Linked DNA regions of Homo sapiens: region 1 is linked to region 2. Evidence: chromatin loops called from intact Hi-C (ENCODE). Cell type or tissue: body of pancreas. All regions are shown on one strand.

Evidence for each region. A loop is a pair of places that touch in the nucleus more often than their neighbours do. Peaks named below come from ENCODE experiments on the same cell type or tissue, not always from the same donor. Only the 100,000 strongest peaks of a DNase experiment are listed, where the experiment ranks them.
Region 1: it touches region 2 in a loop (2.0-fold over the local background); 4 of 110 quality-filtered maps call a loop at or near these places.

The regions. Positions count from the first base shown.
Region 1 is chr10:34,790,162-34,795,161 of GRCh38, forward strand. All of the region lies in intron 1 of PARD3 (par-3 family cell polarity regulator), which reads right to left. Among named protein-coding and RNA genes, the nearest start is that of PARD3, 23 kb to the right of the region's middle. RefSeq lists enhancers at 2,125-2,827, 2,828-3,530. In body of pancreas, a CTCF peak has its summit at 2,020; DNase peaks (open chromatin) are centred at 1,910 and 2,520; H3K27ac peaks cover 2,083 bases.
Region 2 is chr10:34,667,551-34,672,550 of GRCh38, forward strand. The region is part of intron 2 of PARD3 (par-3 family cell polarity regulator); the gene reads right to left. Among named protein-coding and RNA genes, the nearest start is that of PARD3, 150 kb to the right of the region's middle. In body of pancreas, no CTCF peak of the experiment used is centred here; a DNase peak (open chromatin) is centred at 2,741.

The DNA of each region.
Region 1 (5,000 bases), 120 kb after region 2:
GTTTCTAGACTGTAATGGGATTACTTGTGGTGTTCTCAAAGGACAAAATCCAATAAAACAAATTGTAGAGTGTATGTGTTTAAATAAAACACGCTCACACATTGTCTTCTACTTCCTCTGCTGGCACTAATTTACCAATCAGTCTGATCCCCAGGGAGGCATGAACAGTAATGACGCTGATGCAGAAACAAGAGGAAAAAATATGCTAAAATTATTTCACTGGGAACAGCACTGAGCAGCCACAGCAGAGTAACTGAAAGTGACAGAGAATGGAAACTTAGCAACTCTGCTCTCCCCCTGATAAGGCTAGCAAGCCCAGACTGAAATCCTCCTATCCTTAGGATGCTTCTGTTAGGGCCAGAACTGCTGAAAAACCAGCATCCATGCAATGCAGAGGCTGCAAGCAAATGAGAAGCTGAAGTACCAGGAAAGAGGAAAAAAAGAATGAGTATTCTCTTTAAAATGAAGCAAAAAATAAATAAGTTATGGCTGAGTTGATAAAAAATTTTAAAAGATGAAAAGTTTTATTGTAAGATTTGTGTAAATATTCCAGCAAATGTATCCTAATGTAAGTAGGGTTTTTTCCTTAAGATTTACTAAGTCATACAAAAACTGACTGCATTTCTTTAATCTGTGAAGTTACATAAAAAAATCATTTAGTGCTTGAAAGAAACCAAAAAAATGGCCTGTGACCCAAAAATAAATTCCAAGCCTTTCCTGGAAATTCCAACAGTCAGTTATGGCCATCCCTTCCATCCCAGCCTCCTACACGCATGCACAGGGAAGCGCATGCGTGGCACGCACATGGGCTCACACACAGACACACACACTTACTGATCATTTCAGAGTATCAAAAAATACAAAATAACTCACTTGGAAAAAAAGACAAGTGCAGCCCAACTGTATTCTCAACTGCTTACTTCTCTATTCAGTTAGATAATAGGAAATATGACTGTTTCCAGTAAGAGCATTCAAAACCTGGCTAGACATAAACTATCACTGTGTAACATTCTACACTGCCCTGAGTGAGAAGCACTGACGCTTGTACCCGTCACCAACGAGCAGCAGCTACATAGGGAGCCAACAGCCAACGCAGGCAACCCTGACAGTCCCAGGTAGAAGCCACTGGCCTGAGTCTCATCACCTGCGTCCCTCTCGATGCTCCACCACACTGCTGGCAGCCGCAAAACCAAGGCTCCAAAGCTCCCCAGCATCCCACTGTGGGCAGCGTCATCACCAAGCCCGGGACCAGGCCGGGGCCTCCTCCCCAGGAAGCCGGCTCGAAGCCAACACCGAGCCCTGGATAAAGAGGACAAGCTCCTGAGCTCCTCCAAAGGATGGCTTCAGCCCTCACGAGAAGAGACAAGACGCGGGGACATGTGGCAAAGAAGGACAGTGAAAGAGCCAGGTCCCCACAGCCTCAACCCGTCAGAGCCAGGTGTGGTAGTGAGCGCCTAGAGTCCCAGTGCCTTGGGAGGCCCAGCTGTGACAATCGCCTGAGGCCAGGGATTCAAAACCCCATCTCTACAAAAAAAAATTGTTTAAATTAGTCACTGTAGTCCTAGCACTTCGAGTGGCAGAAGTGGGAGGACCACTGGAGCCCAGGAGGTCGAGGCTACAGTGAGCTGTGATTGCACCACTGCACCCTAGCTAAGGAGACACAGTCAGACCCTGCCTCGTTTAAAAAAAAAAAAAAAAATCAGGACACTGCCTGAGACCCTTCCCAGGGAGCCAAAATTATGGCTGTCACCTCCTCTGACCCAAGGGCCTACAAACTGAATGTTTTGTTACACACGGACTTCCCTCTCTGCTTCCTGCTTTTTCAACTCCACTCCAATCTCTCCTGAGCCTCCCTCGGCCACCTCCCAGGATGCATCACGTGCTCGCCTCGTGACATGCGCCCAGGTGCTCGCTTGCTCAGATATGCGCCCTGTTCCTGCCTCAGGATGCGCGCCCACGTGCTTGCCCCGGACCTGTGCACCCCTAGCTCTCCCCGGACGTGCGCCCACGTGCTCTTTGCGGAGCTCTCTGGCTCCACCCAACGCTGGGTGGGAGAAGACCTGTGGAGACAGAATAGAGTCTACAGGCTCTTCCCTGTAGGAAGAAAAGTACAAGGTCTCGCTGTGTTGCCCCGGCAGGTCTCACACTCCTGGCCTCAAGCGACGCGCCTGCCTCAGCCTCCCAAAGCACTGGGACTTCAGGCACAGGTACCGCACCCAGCACCAGCTCTCTGTTTTTCTTTACTACAGTAGCACCCATTCTCCCATTATCAACACGTCACAAACTCTACTTAGCAGAGTACAGCAAATGCTAAAATACACCTCAATATTCACTTATGTTTAATTATAAAAGATTAAAAACACCCAGAGTCACAAAGCCAGGAGTATTTCTTAATAACAGCATTAGTCGTGACTGCCCTGCAGTTCTCAAGTACACTGTTTTCCCACAAGGATACATGTCCCCCTGTTCTGTCTACCTAGGAACAAGTCGCCACCCGCTGGAGCTGCACCTGCACCCAGGAGGTCTACAGTGACCTGTGCAGCAGCAAATTTGGCAGCAGAAAGCAGAGGACTCCAGGCACTGCTCATGCCTACAGGCTGCTGGGTGAACACCCTCGCCAAAGAAGGAGACTGCAGAAATCCTCCTTGATGGTATCAGCTCACTCGCTCTTAAATGTTCATCCACTTTTAATTATTTACAACTAATAAAACATGTAATAACACGGTCAAAATTATCGGAGTAACTTCCTTTCAAAAAGCACATGTTTGTACAGTGATTCTTTATATACCTTGAATTCAACATAATCTACTTTTGCATCTCCCTGGGTTGTGGGTGGAGAATCCGCAAAGGCACCATCTGGACAATGCCTGGGGCTGCAGCAGGGACTGCAGGTGTGGGCTCCAGCAGTGGCACTTGGTGTGGCACTGAGAAGCCCAGGGTGGTGCAGTCAGCCTTGAGCCCACCTGGGGAGCCGGGGGGCCGTCGCAGAGGCCACAAAGAGCTTTCTGAACAAAAAGCACAGCTCTGGCAGCAGTGCAGATGAAAAAATGGGAGAGCCAAGAGGAGAGGGAAAAGGAGGGGCAGAGTATCCCAGGCCAGGGACAACTCACGAACACAAGGGAGCTGGAGGGCAGTAGGACTCCAGGGCAGCAGTGAGAGTCAGTTCTGCCATGATCAGGGAGAGGGAAGGAAGGGGTCGTGGCGGTAAAGAGAAGAGGGCAGGCTGGGGTCAGTTTTCAGGCTGATAAATTTGAATTCTACTTGGAAAACCACACAGAACCCATGGAGTTCTCTGTACTAGTCAGGGATATAAAAGCCATCCTTAGAAAGTTTACTCTGGGAAGGCTGGGCACGGTGCCTCACACCTGTAATCCCGGCACTTTGGGAGGCCAAGGCAGCCAGATCACCTGAGGTCAGGAGTTTGAGACCAGCCTGACCAACATGGAGAAACCCCATCTCTACTAAAAATGCAAAATTAGCTGGGCGTGGTGGCACACGCCTATAATCCCTGCTACTTGGGAGTCTGAGGCAGGAGAATTGCTTGAACCTGGGAGGCGGAGGTTGCAGTGAGCCAAGACTGCGCCATTGCCTGGGCAACAAGAGTGAAACTCCATCTCAAAAAAAAAAAAAAAATTTTACTCTGGGGAAACATGAAGGGTGGATCACTTCACATAAGAATGCAATATTCATGAACCAGGAGATAATCCATAACAAATGGTGCCTGAAAAACTGTTTATCCCCTGATACCTTCAATTAGAGGTAAAGTATCTCATTTTAAGAAAAATGGAATGTATTTAAGTAATACCACATTTACAGTCGACTTGCACCTTACTCAAAGGATAAGCTCTAAACAGCAAAGGTAAGCAAACTCAACATATGGTTGAATTATACTTGAAAACTCCATTCAATCTCCCGTAAGTACAAAGAGACACTCCCACAGTCAGCGGGGGGTGGGGGTTGGGGGGACTCATGAACAGATATCACAAGGGGACAAGGGTTTCCACTTGCAGTGTCACCCTCAGTCCTGGCCATATACTCAGTACAGGGATGGCCACATAACCACCTATACCCTTTCCACTGTATTTTTCTGCCTCTGCTGAGGATGTAGACTTTTTAATCTACTACAGACATCCCTGCAATGCCATACCTCTAAAACTTCTCCCCCAAAGAATTTCACTTCAGAAAAATAACTGACTCTTCTTCAAATATGACATCTCTTTGATAAATAGTATATTATGTATTACCAGGCACACAAAAGTTAATTTCTATCATTTTCCAAAATCTTATCTAAGAAAGGCAGATTCACAGAAGTTCTATCAGTAAACAGATCACTACAAGAACTGCCTTCTGAACACTGTTCATTAGTAGAATGATGAAATTACTGCATTCCCACCTCTGTGTATGAACTTGGGGGTACTACTGCTTATGGACTTCACAGTATATTCCCATAAAGAAATGAGTGGAACCACCACTTTGAACCTCTTAGAAGATGCCACATAAACCTAAGATGTTATTATCATTATCTCTTTCTACCACATAGCCTGGGAAAGTTGTTAGATCTTTGGGCTCATGAAATATGAACACAAACTACTTCTTAAGTTTGTCAGCTTCAAAAGTTCAGGACATACATTTTATTGCCCTTGCCCAGATCAAGAAAAAGATGACTTTGAAACATGACACATAACAATAAAAAAAAATGTTTGATGTTATATGTGATACACACGCATATGCGCACATACACACGTATCTATGGCAGAATAAAGATGACCACAAGGCCTTGGACACTCCTCACACTGACAAGTGGAGTCTGCATGCCCTGCCCTGAACCTAGGCAGGCTTACTGACTAATTTGGCAAATAGAATACAGGGACAATAAAGCTGTGCTGTCTTCCAGGTCTAAAACTTGAGAGAGTGACAGCTGCTTCTTCCTGACTCTTGGGATACTGTCCAGGAGCCCTGAGCCACAGTACAAGAAGTCCAACCATCCGGAAGCCTCTATG
Region 2 (5,000 bases):
TTTGATAGCCTTTGGCACTGAAAAATGCCTAATGATTTAAGATGATTTTGTTTCTAGCCATATTGGAAAAGTATTTGCTAGATGATTCTAAGCATTAAGGCATTCACATAGGGGTGATATCGGACAAACTCATCTTTCTAGTCCAGGCCAGTAAGACCAGCCCCAAAATTGACAGCCAGCTTGAATAGGCATGGCAAATTAAGCAGAATATAAATATCAGCCACTGAGGCTAATGTTTATTTTTAAATTCCACAAGAAACAAATAATATTGTGATGACATTATTAAGGATAACACATCATGCTAAGCTCCATTCTCCTCCGTGCAGCCTGAAGGAGAAACCATCTGCTGCTTTAATGTTCCAAAGTTACATAAAGGGGAATGAGAAGAAGGGATGTTCTTAAACTAGGGGAAGAGGAGGTGCAGTACACTAATGGTGCATGTCTCCTGCTCAGCCTTTAACTTCCTGCATGGAGTGAGGATGGATACGGATTGTCCTCAAGCGGCCTGAAATGGTCAAGGTGGAAAAATAAGCAAGACAGTAACTACCACGGGTTCGTAAATGCAAGAAAAAAACAGCTAAGCAACAAATAATTCCTCATCTGCAACAACTACAAATGAAAACCATCAAGACTCCAGGACTATGTGCCGAGACAAGCCTCTTTTCTGGCAAATGTCTTGACCTTATCAAAAAAGCTCAGTAAATTTCTTGGCCTTATCAAAAAAGTTCTGTGGTTACTAGCATAAAAATACCTTCCTCTGGAGAACCCTTCTCTTTTCATTATAGTATTGTCTATCATGAGATTTTGTGGGTGCTCTCTACCTGATATAACCTGCTCAGTGCAACTGAATCATAGTCACTGCATCATATCAAAGTTTTGAACTAGGAGTCAGTCATCTATCACAGTTCACATCCATGTGAGTAGCTTCAAGAGAGTTCAAAATCCAGGAAGAGCAGAGAGAGGAAGATGAAAAACAGACGTCTCTCCTCCTCCAAACCTGGCTCTATAGCATTATTCTGACTCCCACAATATATATATTCAAACACAGGAAGAAGAAAACACTCCAAAGCCTTTTATCTTCAAAGATATATCTTATGGTACATATTTAATTTTCATTGATAAGCAAAAGAAGAAAAACTTGGCCAGGCACAGTGGCTCATGCCTATAATCACAGTACTTTTGGATGCTGCAGTGGGAAGATCGCTTGAGCCCAGGAGTTCAAGACCAGGCTGGGCAACATAGCAAAACCCCGTCTCTACTAAAAATTTTTAAAAGTTTGATTTTTTTTTTTAAGAGAAACTTATTTGCATAATAGGACCTTCTCAAAGCAAAGATAGATTGGGTATTAATTCATTTCCATTCCATTCATTCATTCATTCAACAAATGTTTACTGAATGCTTATGAGCATTGTTCTAGGACATGGGGATACAGCAGTGAACAGAACAGATTAAAACAGGTGGGAATGTAAATTAGTACAAACTCTATGAAAAACAGCATGGAGATTTCCCAAAGAACTAAAATTACAACTACCATTTGATCCAGCAATCCCACTACTAGGTATCTACCCAAAGGAAAAGAAGTCATTATATCAAAAAGATACCTGCACTCATATATGTATCTCAGCACTAGTCACAATAGCAAAGATAGGGAATCAACCTAAGTGTCCAACAACAGATGACTAGATAAAAGAAAATGTGGTATACAGACACAATAGAATACTATTCAGCCATAAAAAAGAATGAAATCATGTCTTGCAGCAATATTGATGGAACTGGAGGCCATTATCCAAAGTGAAACAACTCAGAAAGTCAAATACCACACGTTCTCACTTATAAATGGGAGCTAAATAATGTATACACACGGACACAGAGTGTGGAATGATAGACGGTGGAGACTCAGGAGGATGGGAGGGGGTGAAGGATGGGAAAGTACTTAATGGGTACAGCAACATATTGAATGATGGTTAAAAGCCAAGAATTCACCACCACACAATATATCCATGTAACGAAACTGCACTTGTATTCCTTACGTTTACACAATTTTAAAAACATTAAAAAAAAACAGAAAAAATTACCTTACCTACTAACAAAATTATGCACCGTAAGAGAGAAGCAGGTGATAATTTGCTTGCAACAAATGAAAAGGAACTGGACCCTTCTCACAAAATACTGATTTTCACATAATTTAATGACTTGATGTTCTGAGTATCTGCATTAAAATGTGATTTAAAAAAAAATTTAAGGTATCTGACACCTCACATGGTCCTCTAACATAGGTACAAAAACATATTCCAAAAGGATGTATTTAAAATTTGGCTTTCAATCCTATGATAAAAGTAAAATTCTACTAGGAAGAATAAAAATATAGTACTCTTTGACAAAGCTACACCTATGTGTCTAAAAGATTTATAGTGAAAAGGTCATTCAAAGTTAGATAACCAGAAAATGGCTAACACGAACAAAGTCACAGGTTATGTTAGCAGGGCTGAGAGATTCTTTATTAGTAACCAGGTTAAAGACTTGTATATTGACTTTTTAATTTTGACCCCAAAGCAGGTGGCTTATCCGTGCTCTTATCACGTATAAAGACCATCTCTCTGGCCTGGGAATCTGAGCAGCATTTGGCGGCTAGCCTCCCAACTCCATGCACACGCACCTCTGTGCAGCTGCAGGTGCTTCCTCAGAACTTGAGAAGCCTCAAAACACAAGGGACGCCTTCACGAAAGCTGACACCAATACCAGCCAGCGCGTGCACACCGGCTCGCCAGGCCGCCGCTGGCTCTCAGGCAGGTGATCTGCACCACTATGCTTCTGATTTCTTACTGGGGTGAGCACAGGGCATATGCTCAAATGCCACTGGCTTCTTTCTCAAATCTGTCACTAAACAGTTCTATTATCTTCATATCGCCTGGTGCTCTAGACTTCAGTTTCTTCACCTGGCAATGTTTAGGCTGGATTCACTTTGGGACCTTTGCGGGAGGAAGTGAGGGTACCTGACTAGCCCCAACCCCATCCCACTACCACTGGAGATTCTGATTCAGCGAGTCCTGAGTGGTTTCTGGGCATCTATGGGGTGGGATGTATGAGTGTGTGCATGTTTTAGAGTATCTATAAGCACCTAGTGAAACCATGGTTAAGAAATCCTACACTAAATGACAAAGTCAAATCAAGCTGTAAGAATTCAGGGTCCAATCCAATTCCATCCGTGAACAGTTGCAATCCCTTCCCTTGATCAAAGAACTTTGTTGTTGGTTTTGTTTATGCTTTCAATCTTGTTTTTAAGACACAAACAGGGAAGGAACTTGGATCATCATCAACCTGAAGTTGTGTGTACCTGAACCTCCCAGAAAAGACAAGAATACATTTCTACCTCCTCATTTTACAACTGATTACTTCAGCAACACATCGGCGGCCATCAAGTTTTACTAAATTGAGACCAGACCAACTCCAGAGTCATCGGACAGAGGCAGATGAGGTAGCATCTGGCTAGAGAGATGGCGGGCACCTGTCAATGGCTGCTCTTGCAAAAGTTACTGAGACTCGCAGTAAGAATTACAGCCTTCAAATCAAAAGAAATAAGCGTTTAGGCTGCAACACACAGCATAAGACAGTTGCTGTGGGACTTTGCCTGTGAATATAATTTCTGTTGCAATGTCATGGTTCCAATGGAAGTGGAGAAGCATTATAAAGAAATAGTTAACTGCTTTCTGCTTTTAAGAAACAGGTTTGAGTCAGGTAACCCAAATATATCGATAGATATTCTAACGATATAAAATGTTGATTTTGGTAGGGAAAAATAAAGTGATGCACGCAAGTCAAACTTTCCCATTAAATAGGATGCATTTAAAACCTCCTTCCTCAAGTAACACATTCATCTAGGCCACAACGTTGAAATCTTAATTTTAAAAAAACTTTAAAATTCTTTGGCATTTCATATTAAAACATAGTGGTAAAAAAACTAAGAAATCTTATATGCATCACAGCAATGAATACAATCTTTCAAACTGCAGAAGAAAATTAAAATCAAGAAAAATACCAAGGAGTTGCTATCACCATACAAGGCTACAAGATAAATTTAAACATCAAGAAAAGCAGAAACTGAAAGGGGTAAAATGCTTGCCAAAATAAGATTATATGTATTTCCACATCAGGGAGAATTCTTTTCACAGTTAATGTAAGTTGTTCTATCTATCGCAAAGATCAGCATTAACTGTACAATCTGTACTTCTGCAAGAATTCAGAAGTAGCACTCCTAAGGTAAAAAAGAAGTAGGTCATGAATTACAAAAACATGCTTTACAGTTTTAAAGATATAACTCTAGATTTACATATCACAAAAAACTGGGTTTAGTTACATATGATTTTTATTCAAAAGGATAACCTTGGAGGCCAAGGTGTGAGGATTGCTGGAGGACAGGCATTCAAGATCAGCCTGGGCAACATAGGGAGACCCCATCTGTACAAAAAGTGAAAAATTAGCCAGGTATGATGGTGCATGCCTGTCAGCTACTGGGAGACTGAGGCAGAAGGATCACCCGAGCCCAGGAGTTCGAGGCTGCAGTGAGCCATGATGACGCTACTACACTCCAGCCTGGGTGACAGAGGAGGATTCTGTTTTTTCAAAAAAGAATAACCTCTCTCCCTTTCACGACTGCCATTAGTATTTATGCATAATTTTCATCTTTCTCACCCACAATTAAGATCGAGTACAACCCTGAAAACTTTTAAAGCACAAATTAACATAAATTACAGTGCAGCTGGTTCACAACCCAAAAAGGTAAACAAAAAATTTACCACCAGCTGAGCACCCACTCATTCTAACCAAGCAGCTACAGGTTCCCAGGCAGCATGCTCCATTCATTCTGATCTTACAGAAACAGCTCCTCGCTGTGATCATGTAATCATGTAACTAACAGTTCTCAATATGTACCGTGTTTCCTAACTTTAACTGCATTATATCCACTTTGTATTAATAAACACATGAACGGCCCAGTGCATTGG